2 separate regions of the Mus musculus genome follow, and region 2 is linked to region 1. Evidence: chromatin loops called from intact Hi-C (ENCODE). Cell type or tissue: left cerebral cortex. All regions are shown on one strand. Each heading gives the region's core, and the rest is flanking DNA. Links, peaks and the distances in the headings are about the cores only.

Region 1 (16,460 bases), core at 4,641-12,640:
ACTGCCCAGCATCTGTCTTTTGTTCTTGACAGGGTCTCATTGTGCGTCTGAATCTGCTCTCAAAGACTCCTCCTGCTTCAGCCTCCTGGGGGCTGGGTTATAGACCCAGCCATGCACGGTCACACTTGCCCTAAGAATCTCAGTGATGCTTTCCATGTGACAATGCCTTAAGGTTAACAGTGTGCTCTCAGTTCAGCCTCCAGCTGCACATACTCATGTGCCATTCCTGTGTCCTTATGCAGCTGAAGACCTTGGAAGAAAGAAATGACCAAGTGAAGGTCACAGAAACCAAGACTCAGACACAGCCTGAACTTGAAACTCAGATTCTGATGAAATTAGATCTCATTTATAGTCTGAATCCTAGAATACTTTCTCACTGTCACTGGCAAGTCTTTGCTGAAATGCATCGACTTTAAGGTACTCTGAGTAATTCTACGATTTTATAAAAAACAAAAGATGGCTAGGGGAGTTGGCTCAGAAGTTAAAGGGACTTCCAGAGGAGCAAGAGGACTGGAGTTCAGATACCTATAACCCACATAAATTCTGGGTGGCCGTGGCAGTATCAGAAAATAGACCCAGGGAATCTGGAGCAACTGGGATAGCTACACTAACTAAACTGCAAGCTCTTGGTTACATTAAAAGACGCTGCCTCAGACAATAAGAGGAGTGACTGAGGACAGTCTCTGATAGCAACCTCGGGCCTCGGTACTCACAGGTACACAAATTGTATGCACATGTGCTCAAACAATGCACTTACCACAACAAACAAACAAACAAACAACAACCGCCCCAAAGATGAGAAAGGTTTTTCCTTTCCTTTGTCTAGTGAAATCTTTTTTATTCTGTGATACCCTGAAAACAGAAGGCAGGCCACCATTGTGATGAATGATGTTTGGAAGTGGAGTATGGCTGTGGACTCTGGCACAGCTTGTCACTGTACCATGAAGGTGAGAAACATTTGTAAATGCCTTCAGAATCAACCTTAAAATCAGCACATGATACCCGGATCTGAAAGGAATCACTTGAACGCCGAGAGAAGCACAACTCTGAATTTTCTGGGGGAAAGTTTGGCTCTTTGTGTCTCTGGGTTCTGCATTTGCAGACTGAACCAAGTGAGGGCAGAAGTACTTGGGGATGGGGAGGAGAAGCATCTGTGTTGAATTCAGGAGACAATACAGTATAATGGCTACTTACAGGGCATTTATACTCTGTTAGGTGTCAGCAGGGGTGTAGAAATGAGTTCAAGGCATACAGGGGCTATGCATTTATGTGAATTCAAGACTATGTTCTTTCTGGCTGTGAGCGTTTACAGAGTTTGACATTCATGAGGACGTAGGGATCCTGAAATTAACTATTCACTTGTCTACCTCAAGGGAGAGGTGTTCAGAGGCACAAACATGAAGAGACAAGTGAGCTATCTGTGTCCATTCATGCCCTACTTAGTTTTAATTCCATGACAGTTAGGCAGGAGGAAAGGATGTCCATAACACCTTATTGGCTTCCAGGTTTTACAATGTTACCTCAACTTAATCCTCTCATCAGACCAGAGAGGTAGGTCATCCCATCACACATTGCAGAAGAGGAAGTAGAGTTCTAGCAAAATTAAGTAACCAGCCTGAGGTTGCAAGGTTAGCAGGTTGCGGAAATGGGGTTCAGACTTCAGACTATACTCAACCACAAAGCTGTCTCTGTGTCTTAATGTAGCCTGCCTCTCTCTCTCTCTCTCTCTCTCTCTCTCTCTCTCTCTCTCACACACACACACACACACACACAGATTTTACAAAGAATGAAGGCAATCTATGATGCTTCTGAACTTTTTTTTTTCTTTCTGTCATTTACATCAAGTGAGCAACACCAGCTGTGGTCTCTGATCTCCTGAAAGCTGACAATGAAGCCAGTGCTGACCCCTGACCCCAGGCAGATAATTACACTTTGAATTATCTACATAATAAAGGTATGAAACAGAGGCACTTGTTGATCTTGGACTGGGAGACAAGTGTGGAGAGAAAAGGGAACATTCAGGACCAAGCAGATGTTATGAGGGTCAAGTATATCAAAGCCTGAAGGCTAAGAGCTCAGAGCCACTGGTGGAGGGAGATGGGCTGGTAAGCTGAGAATGGAGGACTGGAAGGAGTGCAGGAGCCAGACCAACAGGGCCTCTTATAGCCCCCGGGAAGTCTTTTCTGGAGGGTTACTTCGAAGATATTCAAGCTCTGCCTATTCATAACTTAATCAGTTTTACACTTTTGTTTTCGTGCTGCTAGAGATGGAACCAGGAGGTCCTAATTAAGCCTCTACCACTGAGCTGTATCCCCAACTAGCTTTGTCTCTTTGATGGTGACAGCTTTGAGTCTGAGAACTATTCTAGGTTGCAAACCAGCACACAGAGAGATGACAACGTAGCTCTAACTGTATCAAAAGCAGTCTTTCTACCTAAACTCAAGTGTGTTTGACTAAGATGTTCCAGGAGCCCAGGAGCAGAGACGACAGGAGATTCAAACGTGAGCATCAGGAGGAACACACACAGATGGAGTTCAGTCATTGCATCACTGCGGGGCTGGCTAGCTGTGACGTCTTCTCTCTGCTTTAGCTCACTCCTTCCCTTATGGATGCTTTCTGTTTCTGAATTCCCTTTCTCTCACCTCTTGAGATGCTGAGTAATGGAGTCTTTGCCTCTTCCTTGCCTTCTTTTCTGAATGCCCTTCCAAAGTCATCAGCGGGCTTCCTGTGTGGCAACCCTGGTGTCTGGACCTGTCTCTTACTTACTTTTCTTCTTCTGGGGTAATTGTGATCTTCTGGTCAAAAGTGCATTTCTTTTTTTGGGGGGGGGGGTGTCGGGCAGATCGAGTTACCCAGGCATCCCACAAAGTAGGCGGGTCGCCTCAGACTGCAACCTATACCTGCTCAAAAATTCGTCTCACATAAGCAGTGAGGACTCGGGTGTCACCCCGAATCGTTATTTTCCTTACTCATAAGTTTAAGGCATCAAAAATGCATTTCTTAAAAGAGAATTTCTTTCTTTTTGAGTCTTTTTCTCATTGGAGTCATGGTTACCTCTTGTTTGAACTTGTTTCTCAGTTAAAGAAATTAGTATGCTTAAAATGTTTATTATTAAATATGGCTGTATTGGAGAAATACATAAAAAACTAAAATAAAGCCCATGAGAAATTTAATAACTAGAGCTAATTACTGCAACTATTTATTTTTAAAGTAATTTCTATTAGCTTTTCTGTCCTTAAGACCTATGCAAATTCTTGTTGAGATAATTGGAATACTCTGAAATCTTTTGATGTCTGCATTCCTGGAATCATTGTGTGGTAGGTAGCTAGCTGCGTACTATCATCCATCTGCTCATGTGTGGGATTTCCTGATGGATGTCTGTCTTCCTGGCCTCCTTCGCAGTTAAACTGAGGACACATGGCGTGCTCTGGCCAACAGCCTGTGAACAGGAAGTTGATTGAGTTCTGTTGATGCAACCAGGGCCAACTAGTTCATCACACTCAACTTCCCTTGATGCAGTAACCTCAGAGGTCATGTGACCAAGATGCTGCCGTGGTAAAGGCCTGAGGCTAGAGTACCTGCCTTAGACTTGGTGGCCATGGGAAATGCATCTTAAGTTTTGGCAAATCACCGAGATTTCAGTTCATTTCTGTGGTAAAACCAGACCTGTTCTGACTAAGGCTATGTGTGAGTCTCCTTCCCTTCTTTACCACAGACCAGGATGACATACATTCTCTCAAAATTCCTCTCTAACACAATCAATTCTGTCTGTGTCTTCATCAGCATTCTACTCATAATGCTCTCTGCCCTCTGGGAGAAGAAATTTCCAGTAAAACAAGCTAACACCCTAATTAGATGCTCATGGTGGTGGGGGGCAGATTTGGATTTCAGATAAAGATAAGTTGGCTGTGAGAGCAAAATGGATGATAGTAAAGTTAGTAACATTGAGTTAATATGTCATAATACCTAACATGTATGTAGTACTTTATAGTTTTTCAAAGTATTTAAACGTTTTTATGTGTGTATAGTGTATTCCTGTGTGTGTGTGTGTGTTTGTGTTCACGTGCACATGTGCATATGTATGCATATATGTGTGAATGCTGCAGAACTGTAAAAGACCAAAGGGCAACAGCAGGTGTCAGTCCTCTCCTCTCACCCAGCTTGAGATAGGGTCTCTTTTCTTGTTCTGTCACCGTGTTCTTCAGGCTGACTGGCCCGTGAGCTTCCAGTGGTTCCTCTCATCTTGCAGTCGGAAGCAGAGATTAAGGCTATGCGCTACCGTATTCTGGGGGATCAAACTCTCATTTTTATGCTTGAGTGACAAGTACTTTAACCATAGAACCATTTCTCCAAACCTCAAGGTATTTTAAATAAAAAGATATACAAGAATCTAACACGATGGGAGGCTGAATTTTAATGCAGACCAGCAGTCCTATGTCCATTGTGTGGTTCTCCTTCAGTTCTTCATCGTCGTCGTTTTCTTCTTCCTCCTCTTCCTCCTCCTCTTCCTCCTCCGCTTCTTTCTTCTTCTTTGGTTTGTTTGCTCAAGGCAGTTCCTCTCTGTGTAGCCTTGACTGTCAAGGCTTGTTTTGTAGACCAGGCTGGCCTCAAACTGAGAGATTTGACTGCTTTTGCCTCTCTAGTGCTGGGATTAAAGGGGTGTGCCATCACTGCCCTGTAAGATGTGTAGCTAGGCTGGCCTCGAACTTGTGATCTTCCTGGCTCTACCTCCCTCAGCAAATCCTACCAGTGTGCACCAACACAATCAGCTCCTTCCTGCTTTTTAATGTGAACGATTGGTTGAAGATGATGGGTTTCCAACTGAAGCAGCTACTATGCAGGTTAGGATCAACAGGTGTGGCATACAGTGTGGCCAGACAGGCAGATCTTCATCTGACTTTGATCTTGGCCACTGTCCAGTCTTAAACGATCCTCACACTTCTCAGAGCTCCTCTTATTTATGAGGTGGGCGATTAGACTGGATAGCTACCTGGAATAGTCCAGCTCTGGCTGCTCATCACAGTCTGCATGAGGATCCTGAACACCATCCTGTTTTGCTACGGCTCCCTGTGCTCCAGAACCATGTGTCTGGTCACATGGTATCCTTTCTAGACCCACTCCTTACCGTTCTCTTGTAAATCATTTGTTGTGTCACGTATGATGAGTCACAGATGAGTGCCACGTCCTCCCTGTTTTTTTCCTTCATGATTTCAATGGCAAACTTGATATTTTGGCTCCTAAACTAAACAGAGATAAATCCTTTCCTAGCATATGCCTGTTTACTGACACATTAGAAGGAGTTGACTTTTATACCATGACTGTGAAAGGATGATTGATTCCTTAGTCTTGCTTTCAAGAAAGTCTGGTGTAGATGAAAGACCTTCAGGGCCCCTTTATAACCCCTAAGAGGAAAAGAAATGTATGTTTCTGAGACTGAGAATCTGGGCAAGTTTTGAAGTGTTTTAATAAGAAAACAAATATCCAAGGGAAGAAGAATATCTAACTTTCTTCTTTTTGCTTTCTTTCCTAGGGTATATTTCATCCTACACAGAGTTGCTCAAAAGTACTGTGGCTCTTTTAAAAGGGGAGCCACAGAGCTTGGACTCCCGTGTGGAGCAGTGTGAGCCCAGGGCAGGTGTTTCTCAGGAGCGCCGTGCAAAGCTGCATGAGTCAGCTTGGTAGCTGGCTTGCTTCATGGCTCAGAAAACAATGAAGTACTGGAGGGAGGCTGTGGGGAGAGCATCAGCAAAGAACCCCACTGTTTTTAAGTTTTTTTAAGACCTAGGAACAATGGAAGATGAACGAATGTAAGGATAGGTGGACTGGAACAAAGACAGAAGTTAGGTATGGGAGGGTGGGGAGTACAGGAAATAGGAGGGAGCTCAGGGAAGCCTACAGGGAGGCTACCTTAAGCTGCCATTAGCTTGGGAACTTAGATTTGCATAGCGGAGAATGGCTATTCCAGGCTGAGGAAACAGGATGAGCAAAGGCATAATGCATGCATTTGTGTCTTCTACTGTGAGGTAATGGGTAAGTAGCTCATTCTTCAGAGCTTGGGTTGCTTCACTTGCAAAACTGCTCTAGTAATTCCTCCTGGGGTTCTGGAAGCATCACACTAGACAGTGTTTGTAAATGTTCAAGTTAGCGTTGGTCGCTTTCCTTCCATGATAGATGTCACATTTTGCCAGCCTTATTCCCTGGTTCAGTTTATTCTTTCCTTGGAATCTATTTTTCTTCTACCCATGGAACTCAGACTTCTTTACTCATTGTCCAGGTCCCTCCCTGAAACAGGATGGAAAGCATGGTGTTCTGAAAGTAAGGAATGTCAAATGTGGCTAGACAAAAACCCATCACAATCAATATCATCGGGCTACAAAAGGAGTCTACTTGTCTACAGTGTACAGAACAGGCTGAGGTAATTACTAACAGTTATCTCTGCATCCATTCATGGATGTACACACTCATTCATAGAAGATAGGGTCTTTGACTTGGGAACATAGTGAGAGCCAAGGGCTAAGTGTAGGACAGACAAGGTTTTTAACCTCATGAGTGTCTCTGTCAGCAGAGAAGTCACACCTTCTCGCCATAAATATGGTGTTGTCCTAGTCTGTTAGCACGCTATAGCAAAGCACCATGAACTTGATGACTTATAAACCACGGAAATTCTATTTTCTCAGAGAAAGGTGCTGCTGGATAGTTCTGGTGAGAATCCATTTTCTGGTTCATAGATCACACTTTTCTTGAAGCCTCATGTGATGGAAGGGGCAAAGGAACTCTCTAGGAGATTTTCTTTGTAAGGTTACCAGGTAGTGCCCTCAACAGAGATCATTTCTACCCAGTGCCTCATCTCCCAACATCAGTACATTTGGAATTTGGACCCAACACGTGAATTTTGGGTGAGTTGGCAAAACCCCTTTTTTAGTCTATAGCAGGTGATCATTAAGGATGGGAAAGCCTAGGGTGCTATGAAGATATGTGTGGGGAGACCTTGATCCTCTGAACTCCCACCCTAAATAATCAGCATAATGTCTAGGTAGGGAAGGAAGAGATATAGGGAAAGTTACATCCCAGCTAACATGAACAGCCCATGCAGCACCCTGAAGCTGGAAGATCATGTGTGTTAGAAAAACTCAGAGCTAGCCAGAGAAGAAGTGGTGGGAGTAAGAAGCAATGTGGTATAAGGACAGAGCTGGAGGGAGGCACAGGGGGCAGGCAGCTTGCCATAGGGTACCAAAATCCTTGGTGGAAAGACCTCTCAACTCTGGATTCTACTTTTAGAAATTGATCAGAAAGAATTCATCCCCAGAATTACATAAAAATTGGCCTTTCATAGCTCTTGATGGTTTATAATTGAGTGTTTTATGTTTAAGTCTTTCATTTATTTGGGATTTAGGCATGACTTGAAATTCTATAAGTTTGGCATTGAAACGTAGCCTGCTGTCTCTTAGACAGCCTTTGAGGAAATCAGGGACCAGGGAGTCAGAAGTTTCTATTTCCCTCCTTAGAGGGATGTGAATGTCACTTCCCCTCTTTCTATTTTGTTTCTTCGAATTCTTTCTTTCCATACTGCAAGACCCGCTAGTTCAGTTCTCTAGAAATTCCCACGGGCTGAAGGCAAAGCAGAACTAGATGGTGGGGAAATCTGGGTAATGCTTCTGTATTCATGAAGCTTACCCTACACAGTGACTCAAATTGCCCAGAGAGATCATCCGTTTCTTCTAGACTTCTCCATTTTTCTAGTCCAGACTCCAGTCATCACAGAATCCCCTTCTACTCTCCTGCACCCCCAGGCGACCTCGAGTCAGTCCTCACTTCCTTCTGCCTGTCCATTCCTTCCATCCCCTGGCCGCCACCATCAGACTGATCACCGATTTCCTTCACCCACTCTTTCCTCACCATACTCCTGGAGGATGAGTCACTTCTGGTGCTCATCTGTCATGTTTGTCACTCTCAGAATCTCTCATGTTACATTTATATCTTTGCTTAATTCCTAGAATTCCTCATTGTTCACAATTGAAAGTTCAAATGCTAAAAACCCTACAGACACAGGAACCATAGAGCCTCACATAGGAGTTCATCACCAAAACTAAAAAAGATTGTTATTGTCCTTGATTAGCTGACTGGCTGGCTGGTGTTTTGAGAAAAGATCTTGCTCCTATAATTCGCCTATAAAATTTGGTACTACTCAATCTACATTCAATTTTTTTTTAAATAAAGATTTAAGAAAATTGCTAGTATGTACATTTGGTAGTTAGTATTAGTTGTCAACCAGACACATCTAGGATCACCTGGGAAGAGAGGTGAGAGACTGTCTCCATCAGGCTGGCCTGGGGGTGACTGTCTTAATTAAGTTAATTGATGTGGGAAGACCCATCCCACTGGGGGTGGCACCATTCCCTAGCCAGGGGATTCTGAATCTTGTAAGAGTGGAAAGATGGAACTGGGCACAAGCAAGCAAGTAAGTGAACATGTGTGCATTGATTTCTCTATGTTCTTAACTGTGGGCAATGTGACCAGTGGGTTGAAGTCCCTAACTTTACTTATCTGCAATGAGGGACTGTAAACCTGAATTTTGTTAAGCCAAATATACCCTTTCTTCCAAGGTGCCTCTTGTCAGGTTATTTTATCACACCAATAGAAATTAAACTAGGGAAGCTCCTATGGTTGGTTCTTTTTGGAAATTTGGAGTGGTTTCTCTAATCCAACCTCCTCTGAAGAGTAAGTCATCTTTATTCTATTCCTGTGAACATGGGGTTGCCTAAAAGGCCGGGAAACACCTTACAGCCCATTGAGAAACTGTACAGCTCTGACACAAGAATGCTCTTCCTTCTGGTACAATCAATATCTGTGGGTCCTTAACTCCCATCTATTTATCTTAGGTGTTTCCTTACAGATGGACAGAAGGCTTGGTACCTCTAGGGAGCCCTTAGAATCCTATGGTGTTTCTTTATACCTCCCAGAGTCTCTTCTAACTGGCCCTCCCAGAACCTTTCTGCTTGATCCTCATGGAAGTGATGCTTTCCTTAGGGCAGGTTCAGTTTGCTAAGGCCCTTATGAAATGGGATGGGGTGGGGGTGGTCTCTCCTCTTGTCAAGTATTGGGTTTCAGTCACACTTTCATGGAACAGAGTTGACTTTCACATTGTGCTATACTGTTCTTTCTTGATATTCTTAACCAAGTTATCTCTTGAAGCAAGACCTGGATGTATAATTATTGTTATTCATTGATTCAAGGATAAGTGAGATTATTGCAAAACTATAATGCATATTGGGTATTGTGGTATGTGCCTGAAATTACAGCACCTGAAAGGCTGAGGCAGGAGAGTGTCTAGCTTTGAGGCTAGCCTGTGTTCTGTAGCAAGACCCTGCTCCTGTGTCCAAAAAAAAAAAAATCCAGCTATTTAACCACCCCTTCCCAAAGAAGTTTTGGTTGGGGCAGAACTCACATGTGTGGCCCTAATGGAAACTAGTTGTCTCATTTCTCATTCTAGAAAGAAGAACTTTTGGAAGAGGACAGAAGAGAGTTTCTGTCATCTGGAATAGGGTTAGCTTCATCTTCTTTGTAAGATAGTTGTAAACAATAATACAAAGTGTGCATTTCTTGGTGAAAATAAAAAAAGATTTGATAATATTTAAGTTTTCTATCTCATGTAACCTTAAAGTACTTTGAAACTTGCTGTTCTTGTAGAAATATCTCTAATCTACATACCTGGCCAATTAACAGTCCCACAGTTTCCATTATCTGGACAGGAAACCGAGCCCCTGGGAAGATAAGTGAGTTGGCTATGGGCAGTTAGGTAATATTTTACAAGGTGAGAGCTAAAACTGGAGGTGCACTCCACCTGAATCAATCTTTTGCTCTGTCTCTGAATCACACCTTGCTCTGTGTTGGCTGTGCACAAGTTAGCCTGGTGGAACTGTGACAAGTTCCACTTGCTGGGACAGAGCCCAGTCCTCTGAGTGTTTCCTCTAAGCTTGACAGAGTTTTGAATGCTAAAGAGGATATAAATGTAATTCAAGGCTCTAGGAATCTAGAATCACACAGTTTTCAGTGGACTAAAAATTACAAAGACTGAGATTTTATATGCCTTTGGTTGGGAAGCAAGTCATAGGTTTTTAAAAAGCTAACATATATCTAACATGAAGCTCCTTCACCCTTCCATCCCTAGGTCTTTATTTACCTGAGAGAAAGGGAAGTATATCTTTATGCAAACATTTTAAAAGGGATGTTCATAGCAATATGTTTCATCATTGCTAAAAATGGAAATAACTCAAAGTCTTTAACAAATGCCTGGATAACAATGGCTAAGCCATATAATGTAGCACTACTATTCAACAACAAAAAGGAATGAATTATGGGACATGCCTTTAATCCCAGCACTCAAGAGGCAGAGGTTGGCCAATATCTGTGAGTTCAAGACCAGCCTGGTCTACAGAGCTATTTCTGGACAGCCAAGGCTACACACAAAAAAACCCCCTTGAAAACCAAAATAAAAATCAAACCAAAACCAAAACCAAACCAAAACATAAGGAATGAACACGTGGGACAGTATGTGCCTCAGATTGATGGTGCAAGATGGCAGGCAGGAAGAGAGTGCATACTATGTGCTCCACTTATATCAAACTCTAGAAAGTATGAACAAGTCCATGGGGATAGCAGGCTCCGATACTTAGTAAAGGGAGTGAGGATAGAGCAGAGATGGGGGTCCACCATGGGGCAGGAGGATAAGGGATGTGCTCAGCATCTTGGTCCTGTTACTTAGTTTCACTGTATGTCCGTCTGTCAATTTAGTGAACTGTGCATTTTAAATTTGTAGGTTTTTAAAAAGACTTGATATATTTAATGCTATTTTTTTGTTTTTTGTCTTTGTTTTTTGTTTTGTTTGTTTGTTTTTGTTTTTTCAAGACAGGGTTTCTCTGTGTAGCCCTGGCTGTCCTGGAACTCACTCTGTAGACCAGGCTGGCTTCAAACTCAGAAATCTGCCTGCCTCTGCCTCCTGAGTGCTGGGATTAAAGGTGTGTGCCACCACTGCATGGCAACGCTGTTTTTTTTATGATCAAGGACTTAAAAAAAAGTTGTGTGTGTGTGTGTGTGTGTGTGAGAGAGAGAGAGAAAGAGAGAGAGAGAGAGAGAGCATGTGCATGAGTGTGTGTGCATGCGCGTAGCTGTGCGCTTGCACTCATGCATGCCTTCTATCACATGAGGTCAGGGGGTCAAACTCAGGCCTTCAGACTTGTCAATAGGTGCTTTTTACACAATTGAGCCAACTCTGTGGTCTCTAAATTTGCATGTTTTATATTAATTATTGTAAATAAAGCTGCTAAGAGAATATATCTAAGGATAAACAAACAAGTGCTTACTCCTGGGTCGCCTGTGTTTGTGGTAATCAAGGATACTCATTGATAACAATGACTCCAGTCTTCCTGACTGCCCTCATCCACACACCATGACTGTCTTATAAACCTGAGGACCTGTGGTGGTCCCTCAGTGTCCTCTGTATCATTCGGGAGGGAGAGCTAGGCCTTTGCAGCCTTGTATTCCCAGAACTCACGCACATGTTCGCCTCATAGTCTTTGGTCAAATCCCTTCTTTACACACCTTTCTCTGTGATTTCCTATGGTTTAGGAAGCTTAAGTTTTATTCCCATGTATTTGGTTAGAAGATCCTTTATAATTACATCTCTCTCCTCTCTGACTCCCTCTGTGTTTTTCTCTGTTTCTCTCTGTTTCTGTCTCTTTGTCTCTGTTTCTGTCTCTCTGTCTCTCTATCTGTCTCTGTGTTTCTTTTTCTCTTTGTGTATGTCTGCAGCAGAGCAGAGATGACTACTCAATAAAGCTGTTTGTTTAGGGGCCCCTCCTTCACCAGCTGTGCACACCCAGCATGCAAGTCAGCTCACGCCAGGGCAGGTTTCCCAGATGCCTGTCTGTGCCATAGTACCCCTTCAGGTCACAGGATGTGCCTGGGCGTATTGGATCTTTGGTCAGTGACAGGCTTCAGTGGGAATTCCTACCTCTTATGCAGAAGGAAGTCGGGTGGATCAGTTGGTCACCTGCACATGTAAACCTCACAATCTGAAGACTTTCCATTTCTAAGGTTGGAGAAGGGAAGAGCCAGAGGAGGGAGGGGAAGGAAATAAGGCAAGAGCGTGTCTCTGCCCAGAGAAACTTAAGTTGTTTGTTCTGCTCCAGTCTCCAACTGGTGTATACACGCACCTTTCTCATCTGCTAATCTTCATAATGTGGTTACACTTTAAATTTTCTAGATCAAGAATTGGTGCTGTTATTACGATACACAAATATACTCAGACCAGATATACTTAGTCTATTAAGCACTCTTGCTGGCCACTTACGCATTCTGTCTTTCCTTAGAAACTGTCTTCTCTTTCTCATTTTCTTAGTTTCCTATATATCAGTAGGGTGGTGTATAATTTCTGTTGGCAAGGCCTGGTTAAGAGAAGAAATACATGCTGGGCCTGTTGTAAGCCTGTAATCCAGCTACTCTGGAGGCTGAGGCAGTAGGTTTGCTTATTCAAGGGCTGCCTGGCCAGCCTAGTGACATCCTGTTTCAGCAAATGAACGAACAAGCTGAGGCTGTAGCTCCTTGGCAGCATGCTTGTCTAACATAAGTAGGGCTCTAGTTCAATTTCCAGTAACACACACACACACACACACACACACACACACACACACACACACACGCGCGCGCGCGCGCACACGCACACGCACAGACGTGCACACAGACATATACAAAGGGAGAGAAAGACAGAGACAGAGAGAGTTAGATAGACAAAGAGGCAGAGAGGAAGAGAGACACACAGAGAGAGAAACAGAGAGAGATAGATAGATAGAGACAGAGACAGAGACAGAGGAGAGGAGAGATATATAATTATAAAGGATCTTCTAACCAAATACATGGAAATAAAAGATCCTAAAATTTAAACTTGATTATCTTCACAGAGGATTCCTCCAGGGGCACCATTAATTGTATTGCAAACTTGCCAGTAGGTATTTAAATCTGCCTGTAGATTCAGATATGTTAGGCAGCTTGTTTCTACCTCACAGGGGCATCCCTAGAGCTCTGCAGTCTGCATCAATTTGGACTGTGGTCATTTGGTGCTGTTCCCAGCTTTTTCTTTTCGTCGCTATAGCATCAATTCCCCTCACTTCTCTCCTGTCTTGGATTTTGTTTCCCACTTGGGAGAAGGTGTGTGAGTAGTAGAAATATCTTTAGGAATTTTCCGGGGTGGCAATATCTTCATTCTGACATTTGCTTGATAGTACATCTGGGTATAGAATTCTAGGTTAAAGTTGGTTCTGCTTCCAAACTTGGCAAGCATTGCTCCATTTTGTTCTAGCTTCCAATACCATTATGAGGAAGTTGGACTCCATTCAAATGTCTAGGTTTTTTTATCTGACTATTCTTTCTGTCTGCAATGTCATGTGACTATTGTCTTCTTATTCTCACTATTCTGAAATTTTATGATGTAGGTACATTTTCATTCATTCTGTGAGGTATTTAATAGGCTATTGAATTTGAAAACCTGTGTTCTTTAAGTTTTAAAAACTATTGATTATTTCTTATTGTTTTTTTCTTACCTTAAAAATTATGCATGCATTGTGAGTATGCATGCTCATATGTGTGTGTGTGTGCGTGCATGTGTGTGAGTGTATGCATGTGTGTGAGTGTGTGCATGTGTGTGTGAGTGTGTGCATGTGTGTGTGAGTGTGTACATGTATAGTGCAGAGAACAACTTTGGGTGTTATCCTCAGGAACGCTCTCCACCTCCTTTGAGACAAGGTTTATTATTTATTAGCTTTGTTATTATATTTATTTATTAGCTTTGTTATTATCAATTAGTCTAGCTGACTAGTGAGTCCCAGGAATCCTCTCTCCTCTTCCGTGCTGGGATCACAAACATGGGCCAACTTGCCTGGCATTTTTATGTGAACTCTGGGGATTGAACCCAGGTCCTTGTGCTTGCAAGGCAAATACTTTACCGACTGAGCCATACACTACAGTCCTATCTCTAATCCTCTTATCTAGTCTAGTTTTCAAGTCTTTACCTTTTTCTTTACTTTCTAGGTGGTTAACCACCATCTCTCAGCTCTTCTATTGCTCTCATTTCTCTGACATTTTAATATATTTTATTGCTTGACTATCCCACCTGCTGGACATCATAGTATTTTATTACTGTTCCACAGTTTCACTGTCTTTTTAGCACAATGTATTGCATTACATACGGAGATACTTACCTACTTAGTATATATTCATAATATTTTTAAACTTAAAAGATGGAGATAGGGTCTTTCTGTGGTTGCTAAGGCTTAGTCTTCATCTCCCGAAACTCAAATGCCCTTCCTGTCTCAGCCCTCTGATCGTCGAGAACTACAAAAGTGTGATACCTCGGTTGTATCTGATGCACATCAGCTTTTGTTTGTTTTTCATCTTTTCTCTTCCAATGATCTTTTGTTCCTCTCTCTGCTGTTATGAGCTGGTTTATTTGTTGTCCTTCTCGTGAGAAATCTGCAGGTTTTTAAATAATCTTACGTTTTTAGAATGGGTGTTTCTTGTGTGGATTGGAACATCTGAGTAAATGGTGAGGCTTTTGGGCTGCGGAGATCACTGGTTTGTATCTCATCAGGGTGATTGGGTGAAGGGGCCTTAATAATAGTTTTGGCTTGATTCCGAGCATAGCCTCTTTTGCTTTCCTGCATAGAGGAGAAAGGCCTTCTGTCTTAGTTACTTTTCTATTTCTGTGATAAGACACTATGACCAGGAAAACTCATAGAGGCAAGAGTTTATTCAGGGCTTACAGTTTCAGAGAGTGAGTTTCTGACCATCATGCAGGGAGCATGGCAGCAGGCAGGCATGGAGCTGGAGCAGTCACTGAGAGCTCATATCAATCCATAAGCGCAAGGCAGAGAGAAGGAGACACTGGAAATGATGCGAGTCTTTCAGAACCTCAAAGCCTGACACTAGGGACACGCCTACTCAACTACTGCCACATCTCTTAATCCTTTCAAACAGTTCCACTACCTGGGAATCACAAATCAAATATATGGTCTTATGGGGACAGAGACTAGCCTGCATTAGGTGTGGGGGAAGCTGGGATTCTTCACAGAAGACTTTCTGCCTTCAGGAACTGTCTTGTTTACAAGACTCTCTTTTTATCTTACCTGGCATCCTCCAGTACAAAGCCACTTCATTTTCCAGTTTTTACAGAATCCGATTCCTGGTAGTTTGCTAAGAGCTATTCTGGGAACCTAATCATTCACCTTTTCCTGATTATTTCATTTTTATTTTTCTACTATATGTAAAATTATTATTATTGTTTTCTAAAATCACAGAACCAACTAGCAGCCTGCATTTTATGTGTATATGTATGTGTGCACGTATGTGTGCACGTGTGTGTATCCCCACACATATGCTTATGAAGTCCAGGGAAGGCATCAGGTACCTTCCTCCATTATTTTTTTTAGGTCACAGAACCTAAAGCTTTCTGTTTCAACTAGGCTGGTTGACCAGAGAGTTCCTAGGACCTACTTGTTTCTGACTCCCAGTTGTGGGCCATATTTTCCCATGCCTAGCTTTTTATATGGCTACTGGGGATTTGAACTCAGGTCCAGTTACCTTCACAGCAATCATTCTTACCTACTCAAGCTATTTCTGCAGCCCTTAGTTCCACACCATGTCAGCATTTTAAACTATAGCTTTCTTGTATTAACTTATTCTTTGGCATTTTCATATCCATGTCTAATAGGTTCTGATCATACACATCCCCCCCCATCGTCTCTTATGCTCCCCCAATCTCACAAGCCCCTCCTCCCCCCACTCCCACCACACTTTCATGTCTTACATGGTTTTGGTTTGTGATCCACTGGAGTTAACCAGGGCTGCCTGTGTGGGCATGGGTGTGGAACTATGGCAGGAGGCATGAGTTACTCAACAGTGGCCACATCATTGAAGACAATGACTTCCTCTTCCTCACAGTTCTGGATAGTCAATAGCTCTCCTGCGAAGGGCTGGGCCTCATGAGCCCCTGCCATATCTGTGGCTGAATGCTTATAGACTCAGTCTACATACAGATCATATGCAAGAAATCACAGCTGCTATGGGATCACGAGAACGGCACCTTGTCCTGTCCAAAGACAGCATTTCAGGGTTCTTATTCCCAGCCTCTGCCTCTTATGTTCCTTCTGTCCTCTTCTCTAATGTTTTGTGGGACATGGAGTGATTGACAAGACTGACCCATTTAAGGCTATGTGCTCAATGGTCATTTGTTCTTAGCACCTTGACTAGCCCCGCGTCTCTGCTTTAACAGCTCTTCAATGACAGCTTTGTCAAGTAAAAGTGACAGCTGACAAACTGCTCCTAGCTAAATTATTCTGTTTGTGTGTCTTGATATATGCCTATCAAATTGTCTCCACGGCTGAGGACATACCAGTTCCTCTTAAGCCTCT
Region 2 (16,460 bases), core at 5,033-13,032, 87 kb after region 1:
AAAGTCCCCCTGCCTTCCTCTACTTTCTAGATTTATCTCCTACCATGGTTTGCTACGTACATTGTACTGCTTACTGCTCTTCATATGAACCTTATTTCTCAGCTCAGATTCCTCCTTGGTAACTATTTTCCTACTAAAACATTATTTCAAGACTTTGTGTAATCAGAGACAATGTCTAGTTACTCTCTCCATTTTTCTAGATTACTTTATTATTATTATTATTATTATTATTATTATTACTATTATCATTACTATTATTATTATTAGAGTATGGTGTACATTTATAGGTGTTCATATGCTACTTGGGCAGAAGTCAGAGGACAACTCTGTGGAGTTAGTTTTCTCCTTCCCCCTTTACATGGGTTGCAGGGATTGAACGCAGGTCATTAGGCTTATGGGTCAAAAGGTTTCACCTGGTGAGCCATATTACATATATATCTATATATCTCTATATCTCTATCTCTATCTCTATCTCTATCTCTATCTCTATCTCTATCTCTATCTCTATCTCTATCTCTATCTATCTATCTATCTATCTATCTATCTATCTATCTATCTATCTATCTATGTTTTTTCCTTTGCTAGATCATGAGAGCTTCTGAAGATTTCTTTTTTCAGGAAAAAGAAAGATCATTTTGTTTGTTTGTTTGTTTGTTTGTTTGCTCCCTATAGCACAGTGAGCTTTCTAAAGTGATTATTGATTCAGATAGAACATTATTTAAATTACCATAGTCTATGTTAAATTGGCCTGTAGAAGATCATATTATTTCTAGTGTACCCAGGGACTTGAGATCCATATCAATCAATGAAGGAGCAGAGATATGAGAGCTTCTCTGTAGGTGCTGATAAAATGAGAATGTGAGGAACAAACTTGTTTTGGTCGTTACTTAAGACCGTGACTGGCGTCATATAGAGCATGTCATGAAGTAATTGTTGGGGATTTCTGATGTTTACCCAAAAATTTACCTCCCACTTAAGCAACTGGGGTGGGTGACTTTGTTGATGGAAACTCTTGGTAATGTTGTGGTCACTTTTGGGGGGAGTTATGCAGTTTTTGAAGAATTATGTTTTATATTTCTCTGACTAATATTTATCTTAGTAGGCAGTTTGGCTCTTGGCAGAGAAAATGTTTGGGATATCTTCATAAGTGATGGTGTTGCGTTAGAAAAGTTATTCTGGAGCTTCTATTTCTGGCAACTGAAATCATGATCACTTGTTTATTAAGGCCTGGGCCTTAAGGATTGTGATAGTGAAATACCAAGGCTTTTGTTCTCTACAGCAAGATACGAGTCCAGTTTGTCTCATAAACTAGATTAGGTGATTAATTAGCCATTTCTAAGAGGAGGGGCAGACCTGTTATTGTTTTCCTGTGTTGAAAGCACCCATCTATCAAGAGACCCTTCCAACTGTCCCCAACTCATGGGTGACATAAGGCCAACAATGATTGAGGCAGGATTAATTGACCAGGCTGAAAACACTGCCATTTGAGGGCAGCCAGCAATTGGCACTGGTGATTTGATTTACTTCAAAGCTAGATTTAATTTAGTTGCAAACATAGTCTGCAATTATCCAAGAAAGTTGAATTATGTAATGATGCTGAGAAGGACCAGCTCGTTTACCTGAGAGACATGAGCCTGAGCGATCAGTTGACCAGATTTGGAGATGAGCAATACTGTCATTCATTCCTCCCCTAACTAGCAGTTCAATCCGGCTTATCTACTGCATGGGGGACTTATAGGCTAGTGAAAAGGGTGTGCCTTTTTCCCCCTCCTACTTATTGGGTACTGACTTGAACACTGGGAATGTAAAGTGGACTAAGGCATAGTCTCCAGAGGCTCACAGATTTTTCTGGAAATATAGATAAAAATAACAACTATCACAAGTCCCATACATAAGATAATTACAGTGCACATGAGGGACTAAGAGGGAGGACAGGTAATTGAGTTTGGGTGCATTAGGGACACACACGTGAGAAGTTGCTACAAAACTTAAAAGAAAGGAAGCTTGGATAGTGCCATTGAAAAAGGACTTCAGGCTAGGTCTCTGCAGGAAATGACAAGGGTAGCCTGGGAAAGGGGGAAGATTAGGAAGGACATTATTAGGCAATCCTGATGGCGTGGTCAGATGTACACGTACCATCAGTTCCTTTGCTTCCCACAGCAGTAGAGAAAGGGCTGAAAGTGAAGGGTAAAGACAGTGAGATAGACCAGAGGGAACTCACAAGGCCTTGTCGTAATGGTGGGGAGAACACGGAAGGATGGAACTGAGCTGTGCTTTATGTAGAATCAGAATGGATTCAGTTAACTACCTGGATGTGGATAAGGGGTCCAGGAAGGAAAGCTGAGTGTGGGGTGCAGATGATCTCTAAGTGTGTTACCCTGCCTGGTAACAAACACAGAGTGAATGTGTTTTATTGACGTGAGCATGGCCAAGTCAAGGACCCTAGACCCATGGAAATGGCAAGACCTTCACTGGGTTAGGCTCAGAAGAATGGCAAGATCTCCCAGTAGACCAAGTATGGATGCTGACAGTGTATGTGGCAAGTGTCATCTGTAGCTTCCTCCTTCTAGATGACCGAAGACAGACTTCCCCCATCCTGAGACTGCTCTCCTATACCTATTGACTGCCATGATTAGCTGACCTGCCTCCTCTCCATTCCTGCTGTATATACTAAACGTCCTGAGTTTTTGGATGGCTGCTGCAGCGATCATAACAGAAAACACAACCCACCCAATTGAACGAAGCTTTGTAATACCCACATTTGTTGTTTCTTCATTCCCAGTCTTCCCAGTGAGGTCAATTCTAAAAGCTGCATAGATAGAGGCAGCTGAGGATACTTGTAACATGTCTGGGTTGACTCACTAAATAGCACTATTCAACACCACCAGAAAACCAGGCAGGGTAACCAGCTTTGTTAGCCTGTTTTTGAGGATAAGAGCAATTAGTCATTTGATGTTGGAGTGTGTGAATTTGGTACGGCTGCAATATTATAGTGGGATAGGGTAGGCAACAGATGAAATTGTGTGTTTCTCAGTAAATGATAGACAGCTCTGATCATATCAGCAAGGAAACAGGGGGTTTAACTGGATGGATATATTTCAACAGTGGTACTCCATAGTTGTGTAAGTCTCTGTGAATTAAGGATAAAAACCTTTATCTGGTGGGACACATTGTTAGGGGTAAATGTGCCAAAATACCTAAGATATTCCACACAGGGCCTCGCTTGTAGTAAGTGCTTGGTAAATGTTATAATTTATTTATATTGGAGCAGTCTTGGGAGCTCAAATACAAACCGATCAGCTCTGCTTCCTGACTACAGATGCAGTGTGACCAGCTGCCTCACCGTTCACAGCCATGCCTTCTCCACCACGACACACAGTGCCCTAGTGAACTGGTGACCTCGTGGAATCCGCAGGAATCAATGCAAAAAGCCATTTGATTCCATCAACAGAGGTTGAAGAGGTGAGGCATGTACTGTCTGAACGTCTGATGTGAGCTAGAAGTCAAGGCTACGTGTGCTTTGTTTAGTATTCAGAACACAAGAACAAAACTCTGAGGTGAAATCTGGGATTAGTGGTTGACACTTGGTGACTTCAGGAGATTGTTTCCTCATGTCTAGTTGCCAAACCATACACCAACCTTGTCAAAATATGTCTCTCGGACTGTGGTAGGGAGGAAGTGGACTAATCTGTGTGAACCTCTACTTTGCAGTGAGACTCTGTAAGTGGTTACAAGGATGTCTGGAGGCACAGCTTGGAGGCAACTCAGTAACTCTTAGAGTCCTAAAGATCCAGGAAGTAGAGACTAAACGTGATTGTGCTGATGACGGACTCTATCTCAGAGTGCATGGCCAGTCAGAGGCATGAATAGAGGACCTGGCTCATCTGTCCAGGTGTTGTACAGGCCTAGGGCAGCATCTTTCATCTGTTTCCTCTTGGTCCTCCTTGTGTCTTCTAGGGCAGAACAGCCTTTCTCCTCAGACACAGGCCTCCACGGAGGAAGTCCCTTATTGTACCTTACTATTTAAGTGCAGTGTTCTTGGGGTACACCTCTCCATGAAGGCAGTGTTCCAGAGCCACAGGCCTGGGACCATAACTCTAGGTCTACATGTGGTTCTCGCACATGAAGACCTGGCTCAGTCATCAGGGGATAAGGAGAGATGTGTTCCTTCCTTGAGATGGCTAAAGAAATTGAGGAGTTCCTCCAGATTCTCCCTGAGCCAAGGAAAGACAAACTCCCTGGTTGAGCTAGAGCCACAGCTCTGCAGGCCCCTGGGTGCCTCCGCTGAGCCAGAAGGCTCTTCTGAGGCCCACAATGGAGGCTTCTGGGTGTTTCAACCTTCCTAAGATGGTGTTCACTCAAAACTCAATTGTACTCTCTGGTCAAGCTCTCCATACACTCTTAAGACTTTCTCTGTCAACCAGAAAATAGCATCTTTTGATCAGATAAAACCTGTAGCTGGCTTCCTCATATGACAGATGCTATTGACACCAAAGATGTCACTTGCTGATCTTTGGGGACAACTGTCACTGCAAGGGAGATAACAGTCTTCCGTGAAAATAGCTGGATGTATTTTTCTGTTTTAAAACAAGCTGATAAACAAACCAGCAAGCCCACTATCCTCTCAGAACACTAGAAAACAGATCTGAATGGAAATGACAGAGATGCCTGAGTGCCCTCGGTGATCAGTCTGGCCCTGAATAGAATCAGTCAGGGTCAGATGTAAGGAGATAAGATGGGTATGGACAGAGTCTACAGTACATGGACATAGGGGTCCCTCCACTCAGACCCAGGGTAACTGTTTCAAAATGAAGGTCAAGGTGGCTCTAGGAATACCAACAAATGGAGTGTTAATCAAGGAGTGTGGGTGGAGAGGCCATGCTGCTGAGACTTCGAGAGTCTTGGGCTGACTACTCATGGTTGTATCATCTCAGCTCTTCTGCTTGCACTCACCTTGCCAGAGACTCCATTCCAAGTTACCTGGGACGGGTCATCCCCACACACTCAGAGCCTCTGGGTCTTGTGTTAAGCACCGCTCAGGCAAGGCAGAATGGCTCTCCCAGTGTAATACACTTTCTTTTTTTTCCCCCCTCTTTTTTTTTTTTTTTCCATTTTTTATTAGGTATTTAGCTCATTTACATTTCCAATGCTATACCAAAAGTCCCCCTTACCCACCCACCCCCACTCCCCTACCCACCCACTCCCCCCCTTTGGCCCTGGCGTTCCCCTGTACCGGGGCACACAAAGTCTGCGTGTCCAATGGGCCTCTCTTTCCAGTGATGGCCGACTAGGCCATCTTTTGATACATATGCAGCTAGAGTCAAGAGCTCAGGGGTACTGGTTAGTTCATAATGTTGTTAGGACCTTGATTCCCAAAAATCAGGGCAAGCCACATTCTTTGAATGGGCCTCCTGAAAGCCAAGTGTGTGCCTTTTTATTTCTGGAGAGAACAGGACTGGTGTTCTGTCCTGCCCCAGCATTCCCATGACACAGAGCTGAGTGTGTGTTGGGTAATTAAGAAAATGCCCTTGGGCTCACCTTGGCTGCAGGCATCATAAGGTACTTGACTTATAAATAAGAAACAAGACAGCCGGACAAGGCATTTTGAGTCACCTACCAGAAGCTGTTTGGGGTTTTATACCCAAGTTGGAGGCTATGCAATTGGGATGAGGTCATCCTGAGATCCCCGGAACATTTTATTTCTTTAACAATCCACAAGCGAGGGAATAAAAGAAGCGTCTGTTACTCCGAGATCGCCTCTAGCAGCTGCTTTTGAATTGTGGCAAGTCCTCTTTGAAATATTATATGCCCTCTATTCTATTCAGACATTTCTAACATTCACTTCATTTATGTCTGACATGTTATTTCCACACAGGAAGGGTCTTCCTGAATCACGCCATCTAAAGTAAACCACACGGTGGCGGACAGTGTGGATTTGACACTTTAGTGTGGCCAGGAAGCTACCCAGCCACGACATGTGTATTATTTCATGTTATCCTTACAACACCACAAAACAACAGATTTGATCATCCTCTCGTCTTTGTAGGGTTATAAAATAGGTTTAGAAGTCAAATAGGTTCTCTGGTTACTGTGAACAAAAAGTAATGGGAGGATTTGCTCCTGAATCAAACACCTTTAGCTGTCCTGTACAAACAAGCTCCATGTCCCGATTTGACATCTTTCACTAACAGTTGCAAGAATTACACAAAACACAACCTGGTGCTAGGAACTGAGAAGTCACTAGCCTTGAAAAAGAATCAATATAGGATTACATTAAAAATAGAAATCAAATTAATTTTATAGAACAGGGCAGATAGAAATGTGATTATAAAATGCAACTGTGAACCCAGGTTGTAACTTAGCATTTTCTAGTTTCTATTTTTTTAAAAATTAGAAGATAGCTCAGTGAGGTGGCTCCTGCTGGTTACCCCTGTGCTCAGGAGGCAGCACAGGGTGATCAATGCAAGTTTGTGGCCAACTTGATCTATATAGTGAGATCTAGGTCCACCAGGACTCAATAATGTGAGTTTGTCTCATAAAAGAAAAAAGAAAAGGAGAAAAGAAAGAAAAAAATAATTAATAATAAAAAGAAATAGGTCAAATAAATTTTAATATATTTTGTTTAATTTGAAATATCAGAAATATTATTCGAATATGTAATCATATAAAAGTTATCAGTGAGATTGTCTACATCCTATGTTGTGCTTTGTACATAAGATGTAGTGTGTGTTTTAGGCTTTATATTTCAGTGAGTCCCATTTCAAGTTCTCAGTAGCCACATGTGGCCATGGCTGCCACTCTGAACAGTACAGGTCTACAAATAAAGAAATGGAAAGGCATTTCTGGAGGGATGGTTGCTGGGTGGCAGGGTATAGCCAACATTTAAGGGGTTGACTGGGAGCCAAATGCCGAATCAACAGGAAGTTAGAGGACATGGTTGCTATGCCTACATTGTCACTTCGATTGAAGTTAGACATTTTGAAAATTAAGGCAGTCACCCAGTACGCCCAAAGTGTGGTATAATGAAAGAGAGCTCGTGCTAGCTAGGTGTAGAATTGCCAGACGCAAAAGTTTGAGTTTCATCTCCCATCAGCCAAATAGCGTCAGAGACAATGGGGATTGCGGTGTTTGTCTCACAGAGATGTGCATGTATTAAACCGCAACTCAGAGCTCTTCCTGTTCAGGCTTGGCAGGTTCTGCCCCGAGATGACCCATCCCATGTACTTTGTGCAGCCTACGAAGCAGGAGACACCTGAATCACGGAGGCAGCTCTTTACTACTTTTAACTCCAGGTCTAGGGGAATCTTACGCCCTCCTCTGGTTTCTGAGGGTACTGCACCCACATGTATATTTTCCCACCCACTCCCCAACCCCCTCACACTGGCACCATACACGTAAATGAAATAAAATAAGTCTTAATAAAGCAAAGTATAACTTCCCAAATAAAATAATGTATTTAATCTCAGGTGAAGTTCTCCTCTTGTACTGTGGCAGAAACCAGCTTTGTATTAGGGATCATGTGGAAAGGCATTGTTTGTGGTGGCTCTGGAAAATGCTGATATATGTCTGGCTGCATGACCTCAGATCATGGGCCTTGAGTTCTGTGGTTCCCACTAAAAGACAGCATGGGTCCTCACCATACTAACATGCTTCCAGGCCTGTAGACCCCTCTGTGTGAGATGTAGAATAAAGGAAAGTTTTAGATTTTCCTCTGATCTCTGGACCACAGAAAGCTCGTGTTGCCTGTATTTGCACAGAATTCAGTACTTTCTTGCTATGAGTGCCATCATTTCTATCTCTCTACAGCTTGTAGCTTTCCTGGCTCCCAGTGGAGCCACAGATGTCTAAATACCTCTGGGATTTTGTCTTGCTCCTGTCCCAGAACCCAGCCGGAAATAGGAGGGGCAGCAAGTACCAGGGCTCCTCTAGGATTCCTTCTTCTTCAAGTGTCTTCCCTCCTGCCTGACCATCCTGTTCCCAGTCCTGGGAAGGCTTATTTGGCTCTAACATAAAGGCACAGCTCTGAAAAGTGTAGGTTAAAGGCAGGAAATGTCACAACAAATAAACGGTTCTCTGAGAAAAATTACCCCGGAAGTAAAAATGACCCCACATTGAAGGACAGCCAGAGCTACTTGTTATAACGGGAGAAACAGATTCATTTTAGGACTGTTGCAATGGGGAAAGAGAACGCAGTGCAGAGCTGGGCTGGGTTCTGGATACAGCAGGGGCAGGAGAAAATCTACAGCAGGGAGCACGGTGGGTGGCAGAGGGTGGCACAGGATAGACAGGAAATATCAGGAGGCAGGAAGGTTCTTGGTATACTCACCTAACAGGATTTTTGCAGATGACTGGGCAGGACACTGCACGTCACCTGGGCGATGATGACTCAGAGTGAGGAACGTGGTTAGACGTCAGGGCGAGAAAGTAGCCTGACTGCGCGGAATTCCTGCTAAAGTTTGATTTTAATCGAGAAACAGAAGGCCTGGGTCAGGGATCAGGATGTCGACTAAAAATGGAACAGGGATCAGGACGCGGGCCACAAACTTAGTGAGGAGGAGAGAGAACCTTTGTGCCTTTCACTAGGACAGTGTCACTTCACTCCTTTTGGGTCCTCAAGTCAACTTTTATCTGGAGCAGTTTTAGGGAGCCGGAGATGGAGAGGGAAAAACAGAAAATGCCCAAAGAAAATAAGTGGGTACGAGTCCGCTCAGTGGGGAGCAGGCGAGGGCATGCATGTGGGAAGACTTGGTTAGATTCTCCAATTCCTTGCGCTGTCAGTACTGCTCAACTTTGCCCCAGACCTGGTCTATGGACTTCTGACCATCAGAGAGGAACACATTGGAGGCAAAAGAGGTCAATATCTTATATCAAAACAGGGGTTATGAGCTGCGTTTAGTGTTTCTTTGGTTGGATTGGTTTAAGAATGGTGAGCAAAACCAGGCTTCCTGAAGCTAATAAACCTTCGCTTGGCTGAAAAGTCCCTGCGTTCAGAATCCTGGGCTGGAAATCTAACGTTTTCAATGAAGGTTTTCCTCTGAAGCACGTTTTTGGTTATCATTAGATAGTCACGTTCTACGGATGTTAGCAAACAGATGCCATGTTTACTGGGCGGTCATTTGGAAAGTTCCCTTCCCAGGGATGCAGGCAGCAAGAGCTAGGAGGCCCCTGCTTCCACCGCAGATAAGCAGAGCCGCGACTCAACCCGTCTGCCACCTAGTGGCAGGACGCCCGCAGTTCGAGCGAGTTTACCAAGCTGAGTTCATCAGCCCAGGAACTTCGTAATGCAAAACTGAACTAAATAAAGATAGGGGGAAATAGATATTATAAGAAAAATGCGCTATTTGTGCTCCAGCTCCATGTCAACGCATTGCATCCACAAATAGCGTCCGTATGTGCTAGTCGGTATACTAAAAGTGAAACGTATATTTTTAAATGTGCCCTATCTGTGGCTATAAAAAGATGGCTGATATAAAACTTGGGATGATTCATATTTTACGGAGTAAGATGTAGGATTCTATAATGCTTAAAAAGTATGGTGGGACCAGAGAACTGAGCTGGGTGGGTAGCAAACTGGGTTGGTCTGAAGGAGCCTGCTGTGCAGAAGCCACAGAGGAGGCCGAGGAGGGGGCGAGAGCTCTCCCAGTCCTTGAGGAGCTGGCACTAGAAGGATCACAATTCTCTATTTACAAACAACTCTCTGTTTACGAACTATAGGATTAATTTTTTGTCGAAGTTTATATCCTTGTTTGGACACATTTTCTGTGCTAGAAAGGCTAACAGATAACAAAGAGCATCTTTCTTTTCAGTTCCCATGGGATGTGGATCCACCGTCCCCGCCCCGCCCCGCCCCCACTTCTAGAATTAAAAACCACGGACTTGAATGTCATCTTTCCCTGGCACGCTCATTAATCATTGAAGTTCCAGTTGCTTCCTGGCCTTCTTTTATCTAAGCAACTTTTTTTTTCTAAAATGCAAAGACCTTAGAATCTGCAGGGAAAGAACCAGCCCTGTTTTTATATCCCCGTCTTACCCCAAAGCTCTCTTGGACCCCAAAAGGACCATAACTTGATACCCCAGCTAAACCCTTTCTTTGACATGTATAAATACTGATGTATATACTTATGAGGGGTCCTATGGATGTCACACTTAGCTATAATATTTTCTTTTAAAATCAATGTTAAGCTAGACAAGCTGACTCATGCCGGTGAGTCTAGTCTGATGCTGATCCAGTCTCAAGGGTGCGAGTTTGAGTCCAACTTGTCTACACCATGAGTTCCAAGGAAACTGGACTTGAGGTGAAACCCTGTTTCAAAGAACCCAACCCAAACCAAATCAACAAAAAATACCCCCACTGTCTTATTGAGGTATAACTTACATGTAACAAAATATCCAATGGAGGGTACGTACAACCTCCTCATTTTCAATAAATGTCCAACTCCTTAAACCAACACTCCAATCAAGTCACCCTCTACCCTAACCCCATTGCAGACATGATTCACTTTTTTGTCACCACAGTTTAACTGGGCCTTTCTATAACGTCTTTAGATGGAATTGTGTGTTGTGTTGTCTTTGGTGTCGGGCTTCCCTTGTTCATTATAATTATCTAGGTTTGTTAATGTTTTCATTTCTTTCTAGTGTTTAACTGTTGTACGAATATATACAACATTGGATATACATTCGACCACTGGTGGCAATTTCACGTCAATCTAGATGCTGCAAATAGTCATATATAAGTTTTAATGTCTACTTACATCTTCATTTTTCTTGGCTAGGAATAGACTTGCTGTGTCAGCTGTTCACTGCACGCTTGTTCTCTTGAGTGGCCTGGCCATTTTGAACTTCTCACCAGCACTGACTGAGAGTTTCAGTGGCCCCACATCTTTTCAAGTGCCTTTGCTTTAGTTAATTTTGATGGATCCTTAGAGGCATCCTACCGGCTGTAGCCACTGCCCTACAGTGACTATTGAGCATCTTTTCCTGTGCCAGAGTCAATGAGCCAGTCTGGTGTGCTGGTGGCCGCTATTAGTTCATCGGGTAGATTTTTTGTTTTGTTTTGTCTTGTCTTACTGTGTCACTTTAATTTGTGACACACGATAACCACATAACTGTTGTGACACTGGCTTAGGACATCTAGGGGTGTGGAGAACTGGGTTTTCTTTGATTTTGCAACAACTGTGCGTTTTGCTTATACCATGACTGGCTCCTTCGTTAACACAAATGCATGGAAGTGCCACATATAGGAAAATGTGTTTCCCTTTCTCTACCAAACCGATTTCTCTTAAGTATGTTCACTTGTCCCATAACTTTAAATATAAATTAAATTGTTTTCTTGCATCTATGTGTGTGTGTGTGTGTGTGTGTGTGTGTGTGTGTGTGTGTGTGTGTGTGTAGGTCATAGAACAACCTACAGTTACTGCTTTTCTCCATCTACTCTGTGGGTCCTGAGGATTAAACCCAGGTCTTGGCAGCAAGCACCTTTACCCGCTGAGCCATCCCACTGGCCCCATTCCTTTGTTTTAGAAGTGATTTAAGACTATTGAAAAGATTTGGAAACTGGAGCATAGAAGAGAAAAGATTCCACTGCCTTCAGTTCAGCATCCTCTCCTTTCACAGGGTGATATTTCTCGACCTTTAAGGAGTTCCTTTTCTGCTCTGATTTGCATTCTTGTGAGTGTTGGTTTTTATTTGAATTCAGCTTGCATAGCTCCTGAGCCATGATTAGAACAACACCTCACAAAGCCCCAGCAACATATGAAGCCAAGCAGTGCTGCTCTTGTGGTTCAACAGAGAGTCCTCGAAGAGACTCTGCACACCTTCTCCCAGGAGGGCAGCCAGGGACACTTCAGTATGCACACATGGACAGGATGACCTGGTCTTGGAGTTGGCCTTCTTGTAAGCTTTAATTTGGTTTCAATTTTTCAGTTCAGTAGTTTGATTAAAAAAATATCAGAGCCCAGTGAACCTACGGTACTTAATCATGTCTAAGTAAAGCTTGGCCAGGGCAGTGTGAATGCTGAAATTACCTTTGTTCTTAAATGGTCATTGCCAGTGTAGCAGTCTCTGTGACACCTTCTCCCGCCCCAGAGGTCGGTCTCAAGCCTGCCCATGTCTTGTTTTGTTTTCCTTACTATTTTGTTTGAATGGCAATGGCTTATTCCTGTCCACATGGAAGGAACGGGCTGTACCACTGTTTTTATTCTGCCCCTTTAAGAGCACTCGGTGGGGGGTGGGGGTCAATAAGAACTAAGGAGAATGACACATATGTATGAAATGCCACAACAAAACCCATCACTTGGCCTGCTAACATAGGTGGGGCACGCCAAGAAGCCACCTACATCTCTCTAAGCCCTGCCCACGCCTCAGGGTACAGGTGTTCTTCACTTACCTTGGCTCATGGCTCAGCCTCCTGAAAACTTTCCTGGCTCAGCTCCTCTCCGGCTGGATTTATGTCTCTGACACTGCCATATATGATAAGAGGAAATCCTGCAGCATTCCTGAGCAGCCCAACAGCTCCTGATCTCAAGGGAATGCAAGGTGTCTGTGTCCACTGCCAGGCACAGGCTCCTCAGCTCCTCTCTCATCCAACCCATTCAGCACTGATGCCCAGCAAGACAAGTTGAGAGCATGCTGGCTTCTCCATTCTCCTATTCCCCTCCTCCTTTGCCCCATTCCCTGCCTAAAATGTTCATTACCAGCTCTTCCCTTCTCTGGCAAGCTCAGAGCTAGAGGCACTGTGGGCTGGCTCCTCACTGGACCGGCATCTGGTTTGGCAGGTACTAAATAGATAAATGTTTTTTGGCTGCTCCCTCTAGATCTGAGTGGCCACAGTAAACGATCAGAGCACCTCTGCCCTCTGGTAGGTGGAGGTTGGAGTTGCCTGCAGGTCCTCTGGCTTAGGTCCCCTGGCAAGGACACCTAAGCATGATGTGTTCATTCATTCAGCTTTCTGGGCCATGCAGTTGTTTCTCCTGGCTTCCTCTGAGTCCTGGTTCCTGATGGTTATTACCAAGACTCTGGCTTTCCTTTCTGCCATTCCTGCCTGACTTCCTAGCTAATATTCGATTTCTGCTCAGCAGTGGCAGGACTCTGAGGCTCTGGTAATCACCTAGGCCTCTTTTGGAGAAGAGGAAAAACATACTGGAAGGAAATCATTCCCAACTCCACTATTTGGATTTATTATTTTGGGGTCTTGCTATCTATCCTGAGCTGGACTCAAGCTCAGATCTTCCTGCCTCACCCTCCCAAGTGCTAGATTATAGACATGTGAGAACCACACTGTTCCAAGTACACACACACACACACACACACACACACACACACACACTTAACATAGTTTTGCCCATTGTATAACTTTATCCTAAGTAACTTTTTTAGACCAGTCAAGAGTATTTGTTGCTCTTACAGAGGATCCGGGTTCAATTTTCAGCACCTACATGGTAGCTCACAACCATCCATAATTCTATTTCCAAGAGATCTGACACCTTCTTTCTGACCTCTGCAGGCACCAGGCATGGATGTGATGCACATGCATACACGCAGGGAAACACTCAGACATATTAGATAAAAATAAATCATCTAAAAGTATTTTGAAGTTACATTTTATTTACTTTGTGTTGTGTATGTATAATGTATGTACAATGTGTGCATGTGCAGGCATGGCAGAGCACACATGTGACATTCAGAAGAACTTGCGGGACTCTGTTCTTCCCTTCTACATTGTGAGTCCTGGGGGACTTGGAAGGTCAGGTCATAGGTTCGGTGACAAGTACCTACCGGCCAAGTCATCTCCCCAGCTCCAGCTAGGCATTTTAGCAAGAAGTGCTAGATCGCAGTCATATCTTTAGTCCAAATTCCAGTGCTAGAGACTGACCTGAGTCTTTTGCATGCACAGTAAGCTCTGAGCTACACCCTGATGCCTGTGGTCTTATGTTTTATGTTCACCATTTCCTAGGTGAAACTTGTCTTCATTTGGGGGTTCCCTAAAGAGAAATACAGAAGAGCAATGCAAAAGTATTGATTGAAAAAAAAATGTCAAGAGGCACATTTTCAGGTAACGTGGGTCTGGGCTCGTGGCAAGCTGTGTCAAGGTGAGTCTGACACGAAGGGGTAGAGGAGCTGAGGAAGCTGATGCTTAGGGGAAAGAAAGCCAGATGGCCTCAGGTTTCCCACGTGAACTGGGATGAGTCAGCAGATGAGTAGCTGTCTGGTCCCCTGCACCTGGCTGCTGGGCCCAGGCCAGAGAGGAAAGTGCAGAGAGGTATTGCAGCTGGTGGCTCTCACCACACCACTAGGAGGAAAAGGAAGCTTTTCCCGTCAGTAGATAAGGAGGAACTGCTGGAGTACAAGGTGCTATGATGAAATGTGACCTCCAGAACCCTGTAGATGTCTCAGTAACTTTCTCCTGCCGTCAGCGGCAAGCTGACTGGAACTTCTGAATGATTTTGGGCCTCCCTATCTAGACGAGTGGTCTGCCTTATCCCTGGTCTGTTGGGCTGCACGGTCCTCTCTGCTTGGGCTCAGTCCGCCAGAGTTTATTGAGCACCTGTGGTGTGTTGCCCACTGTGGCTAGTGAGGTGATCAGGATAGGATTTGGGGGTCCGAGGTCTCTTATCTTCCCTATTGAGGGTGCTGACTGTGGAGGATACCCTCACCCTCCACAGAACAAGCATACAACTGCAGCCTGTTGTGAGTTCCCTGACCTCTGGGTTGGGTGGCTAAGGGCTAGTTCCTCTCTCTCTCTCTCTCTCTCTCTCTCTCTCTCTCTCTCTCTGAGCCTAGGTGGTTAGGTGTGGGAAAGAGAGTCTGCAGCTCTTCTCATAGTCAGCTTCTTAGAAGACAGTTGAAGTTGGGAGAAAGTGACAGCTCTACTGGACTTCCTTTCAGAAGGCTCTGACCAGATACGTTCAGGACCTAGGTACAGGAAACAGAAGACAGAGCAGGGCTGGAAAGTCCTCACCAGACTTGGTGCTAAGAAGTGTGCCTCTCCTCAGAGAGCAGCAGCAAGGGCAAGGGAGCCTGACTGCCTAGGGACAGTGAGAGTGGCCAAGGCAGGGCTATGACGCCCAGCCACCCCTCAAAACCCTCCACCATCAACTTCTCAAAGATCACATGCCTGCTTCCCTTCTTCATGTCTCTTCATTTCCTTCATAGAATGAGGCCCTTTCTGATTGCTCAGCTCATACCTTATCACTGGCCTGTAGCTACCGCTGGCCTGAGAACTGTGTGCAGGTGCCTTGAGCTAGCACACAGTGGGTACTACCATGCTATGCTTGTCAGTGGTTTTAAGGAACTAGTATTTATTTTAAGTGGTTTTCAAACAATAGCAGCAGCAGAGCAAACCATAGCAGAGCCGGTGGCCATGGTGATAACCATAGCAACAGCATCAGCCTCTGCTAAGAGTGATAGAGAAGTGTTAGGTCCCATATTCTCTGATCCTCAATGTCATTCTACCTGGAAGGAAAGTCAGGCCAATTGTTAGATCCTGCAGCAGGGCTGGGATTCACATAAACTCTCCGGATTCCATGCTGGCCATAGGAAGTGGTAGAGCCTTAGCCCTGGGGAGCTGGGAAGGTAGATGTTGAAGAAAAATGTTCCACATCAGTACGTGCCATTTCCTCTCTGTGACCTGGAGCAAGTAACCTGGCTGCTACTTTGCCTCCGTTCCCGCTATAAGATGAAATCTTAAAACAGTTTGATTTTTGTCTGCTGTGATTTTTAAAAATGTTTTTGAAGCACAATTTGCATACAACAAACATACCCAAATTAGACACATGATTTGATTGTTTTTGATAAAGAGGTAATTGCATTGTAACTCACTCTCCGTGAATGACCCAGGACAGTTCTGCCTCCTCCCAAAGTTGTCTGCTTTGCTTTGCCATGAGTCTGTTTTCCCTGCCCAGGCAAGCTCTGGGCTGGTTGCCCCTGGGAGGAAATTAATTTAGCTTTTTCTGAGTATCACAGAGAACTTCCTTGTATATAGCCTAATATATCTGGCTTCTCTCTCTAAGAATAATGTATACTTTTTTCAATCTAGCCATGCCATAGCACATATATTCCACTGCATGGGACATAGCATCTTTGCTCACCTTGCTCTCAGGTATTCGGAATATATTTGATTGATTGACAATGTGGTTGGATGTAAATGACCATTTTGCCATTTGCTTCAGTGTGGAAGAGGTAGATGAGATGGGGAGATGGAGATGGAGATGTGGAGATGCGAGGAGAGAAGCTGTTAGTTTTTTTTTAAAGATTTATTTATTTATTTATTTTATGTATGAGTGCATTGTCACTGTCTTCAGACACACCAGAAGAGGGCATCAGATCCCATTATAGATGGTTGTGAGCCACCATGCGGTTGCTGGGATTTGAACTCAGGACCTCTGGCAGAGCAGTCAGTGCTCTTAACCACTGAGCCATCTCTCCAGCCCTGCTTTTAGGTTCTTTTTGGCTATGCTGCCATG

Evidence for each region. Peaks named below come from ENCODE experiments on the same cell type or tissue, not always from the same donor. Only the 100,000 strongest peaks of a DNase experiment are listed, where the experiment ranks them.
Region 2: it touches region 1 in a loop (2.5-fold over the local background); 4 of 42 quality-filtered maps call a loop at or near these places.

What each region holds. Positions count from the first base shown.
Region 1 is chr2:129,312,494-129,328,953 of GRCm38, forward strand. It overlaps Gm25703 (a small nuclear RNA gene), which reads right to left and starts at 2,986; the gene lies at 2,836-2,986. In left cerebral cortex, for the core only: no CTCF peak of the experiment used is centred there; DNase peaks (open chromatin) are centred at 5,117, 7,859 and 9,939; H3K27ac peaks cover 2,597 bases.
Region 2 is chr2:129,399,433-129,415,892 of GRCm38, forward strand. No RefSeq gene overlaps it. Among named protein-coding and RNA genes, the nearest start is that of Il1b, 37 kb to the left of the region's middle. In left cerebral cortex, for the core only: CTCF peaks have their summits at 7,311 (motif pointing left) and 9,228 (motif pointing left); DNase peaks (open chromatin) are centred at 9,268, 10,124, 11,725, 12,440 and 1 more place; H3K27ac peaks cover 3,874 bases.